Linked DNA regions of Homo sapiens: regions 1, 3 and 4 are each linked to region 2. A link is a loop called in an ENCODE intact Hi-C map of the cell type or tissue named here. Cell type or tissue: ovary. All regions are shown on one strand. Region 1 holds the start of TMEM82 (transmembrane protein 82). Region 2 overlaps EFHD2 (EF-hand domain family member D2). Region 3 overlaps TMEM51-AS1 (TMEM51 antisense RNA 1). Region 4 overlaps TMEM51-AS1 (TMEM51 antisense RNA 1).

Region 1 (2,500 bases), 310 kb after region 2:
GCAACCTTGGCCTCCTAGGTTCAAGCAATTCTCCTGCCCCAGCCTCCTGAGTAGCTGGGATTACAGGTGTGTGCCACCACACCCGGCCAATTTTTGTATCTTTAGTAGAGATGGGGTTTTGCCATGTTGGCCAGACTGGTCTCGAACTCCTGACCTCAAGTGATCCACTGGCCTTGGCCTCCCAAAGTGCTGGGATTACAGGCATGAGCCACCTCACTTGGCCCAATTTTAACTTAATTATCTCTGTCAAGAGCCTATCTCCATATACAGTCACATCCTGAGCTACTAGGGGGTAGGACTTCAACATGCACTTCTGCAGGGGCCGCAGTTCAGCCAACATCATCTTTTTTTTTGAGATGGAGTCTCGCTTTGTTGCCCAGGCTGGAGTGCGGTGGTGCAATCTCGGCTCACCACAACCTCCACCTCCCAGGTTCAAGTGATTCTCCTGCCTCAGCCTCCCGAGTTGCTGGGACTATAGGTGTGCGCCACCATGCCCAGCTAATTTTGTATTTTTAGTAGAGACAGGCTTTCGCTGTGTTGGCCAGGCTGGTCTTGAATGCCTGACCTTGCCGCCCGCCTCGGCCTCCCAAAATGCTGGGATTACAGGCGTGAGCCACCGCGCCTGGCCTCAGCCAACATCATCTAAGGGCTCTCACGGAGGGCCTCCCAGCTGCCCGCCCTGTGGGCATTTGCACATATCCTGACAAGCCTGAAAGAAGCTCCGGGTGCCCATTGTTCAGTCCAGGTGCCCATTGTTCCCGGGACTGAGGCCCGGGAAAGGGAAGCGACGTGGCAGGGCCAGCAGCAGACCCTGGGCCTTTCTCTAGACTGAGCACCATTCCCCGTGGGTGTGCTCTCAGCGCCGCACCGACCTTCACACTGCAGAGATGGATGCCAACTCCCTGGCAGGGGCAGGACTGCTGCCGAGCAGCCCCACCTGCCCTCCCAGCCACACCCCAAGTCTGTAAGGGCCGCTCCCAGGAACACCTGCTACTGCACACTCCAAACCAATAAAGTTTTATATTTTGTTTACTTCAACGACCCTCCTCTGTGGTGAATCTCAGTCTCCCCCATCCCTGACCCCCACCTTCTGCTCCCTCTGCCCTTTCTGTTTGTGAAAGCAGGATGGGAGCCGTGGTCCACCTGTTCAGCTCCGCCCTGCTGGACCCAGGTGAGGCCTGCCACCTAGTGGACCCAGGGAGGAGCATCAGGAAGGGCGGCCCCGGCCTGTGGGAGGAGAAGGCTCAGGCAGGCTCGGGCTGCAGGAGATTCCACACCGAGTCAGAGCCGGAGGCTTTGGGAAGCTGGAACCAGACCTTACAAAAAGCAGGCAGAGCTGACCTCCTGGCTGTGGGGGAAGAGAGCCCCAGACCTCAGGCTGAGAGGGCACAGCTGATCTCTGGCTATGGGGGGATAGAGTCCCTACTCTCAGACCCTGGGCTGAAGGGTCAGAGCCCACACTTCAGGCTGCAAGAGGACAGGACCCACACCTAAGGCGGGGCAGGACAGATGGAGCCTGGGACTTCGAAGGGGCATTGGGTGGTTCAAGCCCTCAAGGAAGATTGCTATTTTTTTTTTTTTTTTTTTTTTTTAGACAGAGTGTTGCTCTGTTGCCCAGGCTGGAGTGCAATGGTGTGATCTCAGCTCACTGCAACCTCCGCCTCCTGGGTTCAAGCCATTCTCCTGCCTCAGCCTCCCGAGTAGCTGGGATTACAGGTGCCTGCCACCACGCCCGGCTAATTTTTTGTATTTTTAGTAGAGACAGAGTTTTACCATATTGGTCAGGCTGGTCTCGAACTCCTGACCTTGTGATCTGCCCACCTTGGCCTCCCAAAGTGCTGGGATTACAAGTGTAAGCCACTGCGCCTGTCCTCCCTCAAGGAAGATTTCAAGTAAAGTGGATGCCAGACTTTAGCAGGGACAGAGACCAGAGACCAGCCCAGAGACACCTGTCCCTTCACCCCACACTGCCCAAATGGGGAGCCCGGGCAGCAGCTGGCTCCAGGCACCCCGTGTGCCTGGAGCTGGGACCTTGCCCTTCTGGGCCTCGAAGGGTTAACACCCCTGGCTCTCCTCCCCTCCCCTCCCCTGGGCCTTTGACCCCTCCCAGCCTCTCTCCTTCCCTCCACCGACACCTTTGCCCAGTGACGTTGGTCTGTCCTTACGCAGACCTGGCCGGAGGCTGGGGCTCCTTCCGGGGCTGCCATGTTCTCTCTTCCATCCCTCCCCTCCTGGCTCCCCGGCCTCCCCTCCCTCGAGTGGGGCTCTAGCCTCCTTGACTCCCTCCTGCAAGGTGAGCACCTCGCCCCATTCCTGCCTTGGCCCCGCCCCCTTCCAGCTCTTTGCAGTGCAGGGTGGACCCCACCCACCTGGTCTCCCGACACCCCTGCCCCTTGGCCGCCCCCTCTGACCCTACCAATGAAGCCTGCCCTCCTAACACCCCTGCACGCTGCCTCGCTGCCTCCCTCCCGCCCCCTCAGGCCTGATCGGGGCCCTTGGA
Region 2 (2,500 bases):
TATTCGACATGCAGGAGGCTGCCAGGCCCTGTGGTGAGTTCCCCGTCATCAGAGGTAACCAAGCAGGAGCTGAGCCACATATGGGTCCTCTGCCTGGACTGAGGTCCCTTCCAACAGTGACGGGATTTTATGGTTGGTAGGAGATGCCCTCTGATCCCCCAGTCTCCTTGCACTCAAGCCTGCGGCCTCTCTGACTGAGCCAGTGCCAAGATGTCCTCTCTTTTTGCATCTGCAGGTATGATGCCGGGCGGGACGGCTTCATCGACCTGATGGAGCTAAAACTCATGATGGAGAAACTTGGGGCCCCTCAGACCCACCTGGGCCTGAAAAACATGATCAAGGAGGTGGATGAGGACTTTGACAGCAAGCTGAGCTTCCGGGAGGTAAGCCCGGCCCCCAGCCCCACTCCCCTACCAGGGGCTTCACCTGAGGACCTGGTGGCCCGGGAGAGACCAACCCCCACCCTTTGTCAATGAATGAATGACATTGCCATTGAACAGCAGCTGTGAGCAGCTGCTGCTTGGCTGAGTGAGGCTTCAGAGGGCCTGTTACAGCAGGCACCAGGGAGGGTTCTGAGATCCTCTCGGGGAGGAAGAGGAGGGAGGGACAGCCCTTCCTTCACATAGGGAGCATATATTGAGCGATTTCTGTATACTTGACCCTGTGCAGGCTCTGGGGTAGAGAAAGGCCCTGTGCTCGAAGGTTCCTGGAAGTGTAGAGGGGGAGACACCACAGAAGGAAATCAGGGCTGTGATGCAGAGGAAGAGGGCCACGGCACTGGGTGACTTCACGCCCAGGATCTCACTCCGAGACAGGAGCTAGGGGCAAGCCGGTTTCGCAGGGAAGGAAATGGAGGCCCAAGCCAGACAGCGATGATACTGGACCCCAGGAAGTACAGGGATGGACCCCAGGAAGCACAGGGTTAGGTGTGGGGACTCGAGGCCCAACTGGGGCCCAGGAGGTCTGGCAGGAAGCATGAAGGATGCAGGGAAGGAGAGAGGTGGCAGGGGCAGGTGGGGGAGTGCGAGTGGCTGGGCGGGAGGTGTGGGCAGTGCAGGGTAACAGCTTAGAGTTCGAGAGCAGGGTTCCATCCCTCTGACACGTTCAGGCGCTGAGACTTGGGGTGTCTTTTACTGTCATGGAGGCTCCCTCATTCTGTCATGACACCTGTAGGACTCAATACATGGAACGCAGAGTAGGTTCACTGGGCAACAGCGGGAGACAGAGGTAAGAGGTAGGCTGAGGCCGTGTCGTCGGGAGCTGGTGTGGGCGGGTCAGGGCTGCAGTAGGCCAGCATCCTGGGTGGCAGATGAGTCATATCTCCTCCCATTGTACAGTTGGGCAGAGGCCCAGTGAAGGGGCTCACGGGAGCAGCAAGGGGCGAGACCCAGCTCACTGCCCCCCAGTCCTTCTCTGCAGGGGAGGCCTGAGGCTGGGGCCTGGGTGCGGCCAGGGACTCCGGCTCCCCTCCTTCCCTCCCTTCCTGACACCGCGCGCCTCCCTCCCCGCTGCAGTTCCTCCTGATCTTCCGCAAGGCGGCGGCCGGGGAGCTTCAGGAGGACAGCGGGCTGTGCGTGCTGGCCCGCCTCTCTGAGATCGACGTCTCCAGTGAGGGTGTCAAGGGGGCCAAGAGCTTCTTTGAGGCCAAGGTGAGGAGCCCAAGGGGTGCCCTGACCCACGCTCCAGGACAAGGGGACCCTGGGTTGGTGCGAAGTTAATAGGTCCCCTTCCCGTCCCTGCTGAGGCTGCAGACAGAGATGGGAGCTGACTCCCTGCCAGGCTGGGCCAGGCCCACACGCTCTGTCTTCTGTCTTCTCCCACTCCTGGCTGAGATCCTTGGCAGCCGCCAAGGGGGTGGGTGAGGGGGGTGTACTCTTGAAAAGGGGACAGGGATTACCTTGAGGTGCCCTGGCCCTGGCACACAGAGCTGCTAACACAGAGGACTGGGCCTTAGGAGGGCAGGCCCAGAAACACAGCACTGGCTCTCCAGGGTCCCCGGTAGACACCAATCCCACCAGCCCCAGCCTAGGAGGAAGCCTGCGGGCTCAGAGACCACCTGCATGCATGACACCCTCCCCTTTCAGCAGGTTCTCAGATGGAGGAGACACCTGTGATCTAGTGGCTCCTGGGTCCTGCCCACCCGGGGCCCCAGCTCTCCCGCCTTGTTTCTCTCTTTCCTTGCTAAGAACATTCCTTCCAGAGACTGCCTCCCACCACCCTCTGGGCTTCGGAGCATTGGTGGAACTTTTCAGGGTTCATCAGTGGAACTGGGTGTGCCGCTGGGCTCCCCGGACAGGAAGCAGAGGATCAGGATGGCAGCAGCTTGAGCGACTCCCTTCGAGCGCCCTTGCTTTGCAGCAGCCACAGAATATAGGTTCTCTATTTCAATCCTCTCAACAACTCCCTAAGATCAGAGTTATTGGGTGCCAGGTTCTAAGTGAGGAAACTGAGGCTCAGGAAGGTGAATGAAGTGCCTGACCCAGGGCCAGAGCTGGTGAGG
Region 3 (2,500 bases), 300 kb before region 2:
TTGTTTTGTTTTGGGGAGACAGAGTCTTGCTCTGTCACCCAGGCTGAAGTGCAGTGGCACGATCTTGGCTCACTGCAACCTCTGCCTCCTGGGTTCAAGTGATTCTCATGCCTCAGCCCCCTGAGTAGCTGGGATGACAGGCATGAGCCACCACACCCGGCTAATTTTTGTATTTTTAGTAGAGACAGGGTTTCGCCATGTTGGCCAGACTGGGCTCGAACTCCTGACTTCAGGTGATCTGCCCGCCTCGGCCTCCCAAAGTGCTGGGATTACAGGCGTGAGCCACCGCGCCTGGCCTGTTATTTTTTTTAAGCAGCATAAATGCCTCCCTCCCAAAACATCTCCTTCCCCCAACCCCATTACAGACCCTCAAGCCTTTTCCATGCCCCTTGTCCTTCTTCCATGGTCTCCCCTTCCATCTCTTCCTTCTCTGGACAATCCTCTCATAAATACATCCCTGAATAAGGACACCGTGCTCCCACATAGGCCCAAGCAGTGGAATCGTAATGAAGGGCCCAATTCCCAAGGGTCAGGCCCTGTGCCCTTTACATGAGATCTAATTGAGTCCTTGCTGTAATCCTGGCAGACAGGTACTCTTATCCCCACTTTACAGAGGCAGGAAAAAGTTAAGACACTGGCCCCGGGTCACATAACTAGTAGTATCAAAAGTAGGGATTCGAACCCAGATGTTTTTAACTGCTATCCTCCCTTAACCTGGACTTTATGCTCCTAGTAATACGATCGAATATTGTATCAGCTTTTAAAATAATCTACATCCCACAGTTGCCTCATTTATCTTGTGGGCAGCTGAATGGGTGGTGTTCAAGTCAAGCTGCTCACGAGAGTCACTGGAGTACTCTTGTTAAAAGTTCCGATTTCTAGGTCCTTCTCCAAAGCCAATAATTTAGGGTTTTGAGATAGGGCCTAGGGAATCTACACGCTAAAGTTAAAATGCTTATTTCCAGGCCTCGGGATTTCTGATTCACTAGGTGTGGGGTGAGTCTGGAGCCTACGTAGTTTTTAAACTTCCTTTGGTGATTCTGTGGCATGACCAGGGGCCTGGGACCAACCGCCCTGGTATATATGGCTCCACTATAGGCAGCGCCTGGGCCATTATAGCTCGCAGTCCCAGAACTCGCCACTAGATGGCAGGACAATACGCCCCTCACCAGCCTAGCCCAGCTCAGCTCAAGAAGGACCAAAGCAGCCTAGGCCACTCAGAGATCCAGGCCCAGTAGACAAAGTTTCAGGTGGGCAGGGCCCCCCACCATCCCTGCCAGCTGTCTGCAATCCCAAAAGGTGGCTTTTGGGGGGGAAATGGCTTTTGTTTTCTTTCCTCCACAGGATGCCAGAAACATCAGTGGGGTCGGCAAAATTTGAAAGCTGGCCTCAGGACAAATAAAACCTGTTAAGCCACCCAGATTCCCTTCCAGCCAGGAGGCCCAGATCCTGAGCCCAGCACGCTGTGAGGACGATAGACCACCCAGCAGGAGATGAGTTGAGGAATGGCCTGATGCCAGGCAGGAGGTCTTCCTCTGTGCGTGCAGCTCCAACGTGAAACGGCAGCTTTTTCCCTTCCTCTGAGGGGTGGCAGGCAGGTGGCCTCCTGGAGTAAAACCACAGGACCACAGGACCACGTGGGCAGCCCCAGGGAGTCAGACACACACGTGGGAACCTCGAAGCAAGACCCTGAACATCACTTTGTCCAGCCGCCTGCCTCCTCTTCATGTTCCTACACGATTAATGAGCCTCCCTCCTGGCCCCTGGGCATATGGGGAGCGCCTCCTCCTCTGGGTGCCAGGACCCCCCTGCCAGGGACAATCAGGCAGCCAGGTGTGGCCTGTGAGAAAGGGGAGGCCCTTGGGTCACATGAAAACTGATTCAAGGAAGGACTCCATGGTCACCAGAATGATGGGTCCCCAGAGGCCCACACTCTGGTTCCTAGAACCCGTGACTGTGATACTTTACATGGCAGAGGGAGCTAAGGTTGCAGGTGAGATGAGTGCTGCTCATCAGTTGACCTAAAAATAGGAAGAATATCTAGATTAGATTATCCAGGGGGCCCTATGTAGCCACAGGGATCCTTAACGCTGGGTGAAGGAGGAGAAAGAAGTGGGTCAGAGGTAAGTGTGGCTACTGAAAAGGTCAGAACGGTGCAACATGAGAAAGACTCAACTTCCATTCCTGGCTGTGGAGATGGAGGAAGGCGCCACAGACCAAGGAGTGCCGGCAGCCTCTCACTGCTGGAAAGGACAAGGGAACGGATTCTCCCTAGAGCCTCCTGAAAGGGACACAGCCCTGCTGACACCTTGATTTTAGCCCAGTGAGTCCCATGTCATATTTCTGGCCACTGAACCGTGCAAGAATAAGCCACCAAGTTTGTGGCAATCTCCTACAGCAGCCACGGGAAACTCACACACTGGGCAAGGTGGCTCATCAAGGTAGGTAACATTTGATCCTCAGGGACGAGGCTGGGTGAGATAGAGCAACGTGTGGGACT
Region 4 (2,500 bases), 290 kb before region 2:
ATAAGGGTCTTTTCCCTTCACTCAGCTCTCATTCTCCTTCCTGCCACCCTGTGAAGAAGGACGTGTTTGTTTCCCCTTCTACCATGATTGTAAGTTTCCTAAGGTCTCCCCAGCCATGCTGTACTGTGAGTCAGTTAAACCTCTTTCCTTTATAAATTACCCAGTATTGGGTATGTCCTTATAGCCACGTGAGAACGGACTAATATACAGAGCCAAGGCATGTTTGAAGTACCTGGAGAGTTTAAAAACCCTAATGTTAGAGTTCCTTTCCACCCCAGAAGGTTCCTATTCAATTGGTTTGAGGTGGGTCCCACAGTTATTCTTTAAAAGAAGCTGCTAACATGTGGACAAGATTGGATATCACTGCTTTCTCAGCCCAACTGCACACCCAAGGTAAGAGTTTCCTAAGACACCTTGACAGGTGCATCTGGCCCAGGTCTCAGATGTTTTCCCGCCTTCCTGCTGCTGAGACCAGAGCAAGCACTGTGTTAATGCTGGCTGCCACTACTATTATTGTTGTTATCATTTTTATTGTCACCATTAGTATTGGATCATAGCTGCAAGTTCAGCCCACCTGTTCCCTCCCCGTATTCCACGTGGAACCCTGTGGTTTCAGTGAAGCATGGGAGCTTCGTGTTCCATTCTCCTGCCTGTCCCTGGAGATTGGGTCAGCAATGAGCATGTGACCTCATCAGAGCCAATACGATTCCATTCCAGGACTTATATTGAACTATTGGCCAAGAGAAATACTCTCTTTTCCCCTTGGAGGATGACAGCCTGGAGGAGCCAGAGGCACCACAATGAAAAAGAGAGGCTGCCTAAGAATAAGACAGTACAGAAGAGGTGAAGCCAAGAGCTGGAGAGAGATCTCGTCTAAGATGACACTGTTTGATATCCTATTCTGGGCAGAGGGAACAGCAAATGCAAAGGCCCTGGGGTCAGAGGCACTGGGGTCCGGGCTGAAGAACATTGAGGAGGACCTTTTGGCTGGAGTGAGGTGAGTGGGAGGGGGGTAGGAGCTGAGGTCAGAGAAGTGAGGCAGGCAGAGGGCATCAGTAGGGCATTATAGATTACCATAAGGACATTGACTTTTTTTTTTTTTGAGATGGAGTCTTGCTCTGTCCCCCAGGCTGGAGTGCAGTGGTACAATCTCAGCTCGCTGCAGCCTCTGCTTCCTGGGTTTAAGTGATTCTCCTGCCTCAGCCTCCCGAGTAGCTAGGATTACAGGCGCCTGCCACCACACCTGGCTAATTTTTTGTATTTTTAGTAGACACAGTGTTTCACCATGTTGGCCAGACTGGTCTTGAACTCCTGACCTCAAGTGATCTGCCCACCCACCTTGGCCTCCCAAAGTGCTGGGATTACAGGCGTGAGCCACTGCGCCCGGCCTCAAAATGGTCTCTTGAATGTTGAATAGAGTAAATGTGACATCTGGCATCTACACATGGACATAAAGATGGAAACAACAGACACTGGAGGCTATGAGGGAGGAGAGAGAGACGGGAGCAGGGGTTGAAACCGATCTGTTAGGTACCACGCTCACTACCTGGGTGACGGGTTCCATCAAACCCCAAACCTCAGCGTCACGCAATATACCTTTGTAACAAACCTGCACATGTACCTGCTGAATCTAAAAGTTGAAAAAAGAATAAATTTAAAAAATAAAAGCTTGCATCCAAAAACCATGGAAGAATGGTTACTAGAAAACCCTAAACATTGATGACAATGGCTCCAAGGTAGCCCAATTATCTCTGGGGAAGATCAATGCATCTAATTGTTCCTCCCAATTTACAGACAAAGCTGAAGGGGTGGGTTGCCCCTCCACACCTGTGGGTGTTTCTCGTTAGGTGGAACGAGAGACTTGGAAAAGAAAGAGACACAGAGACAAAGTATAGAGAAAGAGAAAAGGGGGCCCAGGGGACCGGCGTTCAGCAGACAGAGGATCCCCGCCGGCCTCTGAGTTCCCTTAGTATTTATTCATCATTCTTGGGTGTTTCTCAGAGAGGGGGATGTGGCAGGGTCATAGGATAATAGCGGAGAGAAGGTCAGCAGGTAAACACGTGAACAAAGTTCTCTGCATCATAGACAAGGTAAAGAATTAAGTGCTGTGCTTTAGATATGCATACACATAAACATCTCAATGCCTTGAAGAGCAGTATTGCTGCCCGCCTGTCCCACCTCCAGCCCTAAGGCGGTTTTTCCCTATCTCAGTAGATGGAACATACAATCGGGTTTTATACTGAGACATTCCATCGCCCAGGGACAGATGCCTTCCTCTTGTCTCAACTGCAAAGAAGCGTTCCTTCCTCTTTTACTAATCCGCCTCAGCACAGACCCTTTATGGGTGTCGGGCTGGGGGACGGTCAGGTCTTTCCCTTCCCACAAGGCCATATTTCAGACTATCACATGGGGAGAAACCTTGGACAATACCTGGCTTTCCTAGGCAGAGGTCCCTGCGGCCTTCCGCAGTGTTTTGTGTCCCTGGGTACCTGAGATTAGG

Evidence for each region. Peaks named below come from ENCODE experiments on the same cell type or tissue, not always from the same donor. Only the 100,000 strongest peaks of a DNase experiment are listed, where the experiment ranks them.
Region 1: it touches region 2 in a loop (4-fold over the local background); 3 of 110 quality-filtered maps call a loop at or near these places.
Region 3: a loop joins it to region 2, with 2.6 times the contacts of the local background. A loop is called at or near these places in 31 of 110 quality-filtered maps.
Region 4: it touches region 2 in a loop (3.0-fold over the local background); 33 of 110 quality-filtered maps call a loop at or near these places.

The regions. Positions count from the first base shown.
Region 1 is chr1:15,740,355-15,742,854 of GRCh38, forward strand. SLC25A34 (solute carrier family 25 member 34) reads left to right here. Exons shown (of 5, transcript NM_207348.3): 5 at 1-1,038. TMEM82 (transmembrane protein 82) reads left to right here and starts at 2,145. Exons shown (of 6, transcript NM_001013641.3): 1 at 2,145-2,293; 2 at 2,481-2,500. The coding sequence starts at 2,206. All of the region lies in intron 1 of SLC25A34-AS1 (SLC25A34 and TMEM82 antisense RNA 1), which reads right to left. RefSeq lists enhancers at 1,255-1,324, 1,726-2,500. In ovary, a CTCF peak has its summit at 1,210 (motif pointing left); a DNase peak (open chromatin) is centred at 1,207.
Region 2 is chr1:15,425,636-15,428,135 of GRCh38, forward strand. It overlaps EFHD2 (EF-hand domain family member D2), which reads left to right. Exons shown (of 4, transcript NM_024329.6): 2 at 236-383; 3 at 1,515-1,649. Among named protein-coding and RNA genes, the nearest start is that of CTRC, 12 kb to the right of the region's middle. RefSeq lists enhancers at 425-1,325, 1,326-2,224. In ovary, CTCF peaks have their summits at 1,558 (motif pointing right) and 1,769; a DNase peak (open chromatin) is centred at 1,526; H3K27ac peaks cover 1,145 bases.
Region 3 is chr1:15,127,560-15,130,059 of GRCh38, forward strand. The region is part of intron 1 of TMEM51-AS1 (TMEM51 antisense RNA 1); the gene reads right to left. Among named protein-coding and RNA genes, the nearest start is that of TMEM51-AS1, 24 kb to the right of the region's middle. In ovary, a CTCF peak has its summit at 1,146 (motif pointing right); a DNase peak (open chromatin) is centred at 1,152.
Region 4 is chr1:15,133,537-15,136,036 of GRCh38, forward strand. All of the region lies in intron 1 of TMEM51-AS1 (TMEM51 antisense RNA 1), which reads right to left. Among named protein-coding and RNA genes, the nearest start is that of TMEM51-AS1, 18 kb to the right of the region's middle. In ovary, no CTCF peak of the experiment used is centred here; no DNase peak of the experiment used is centred here.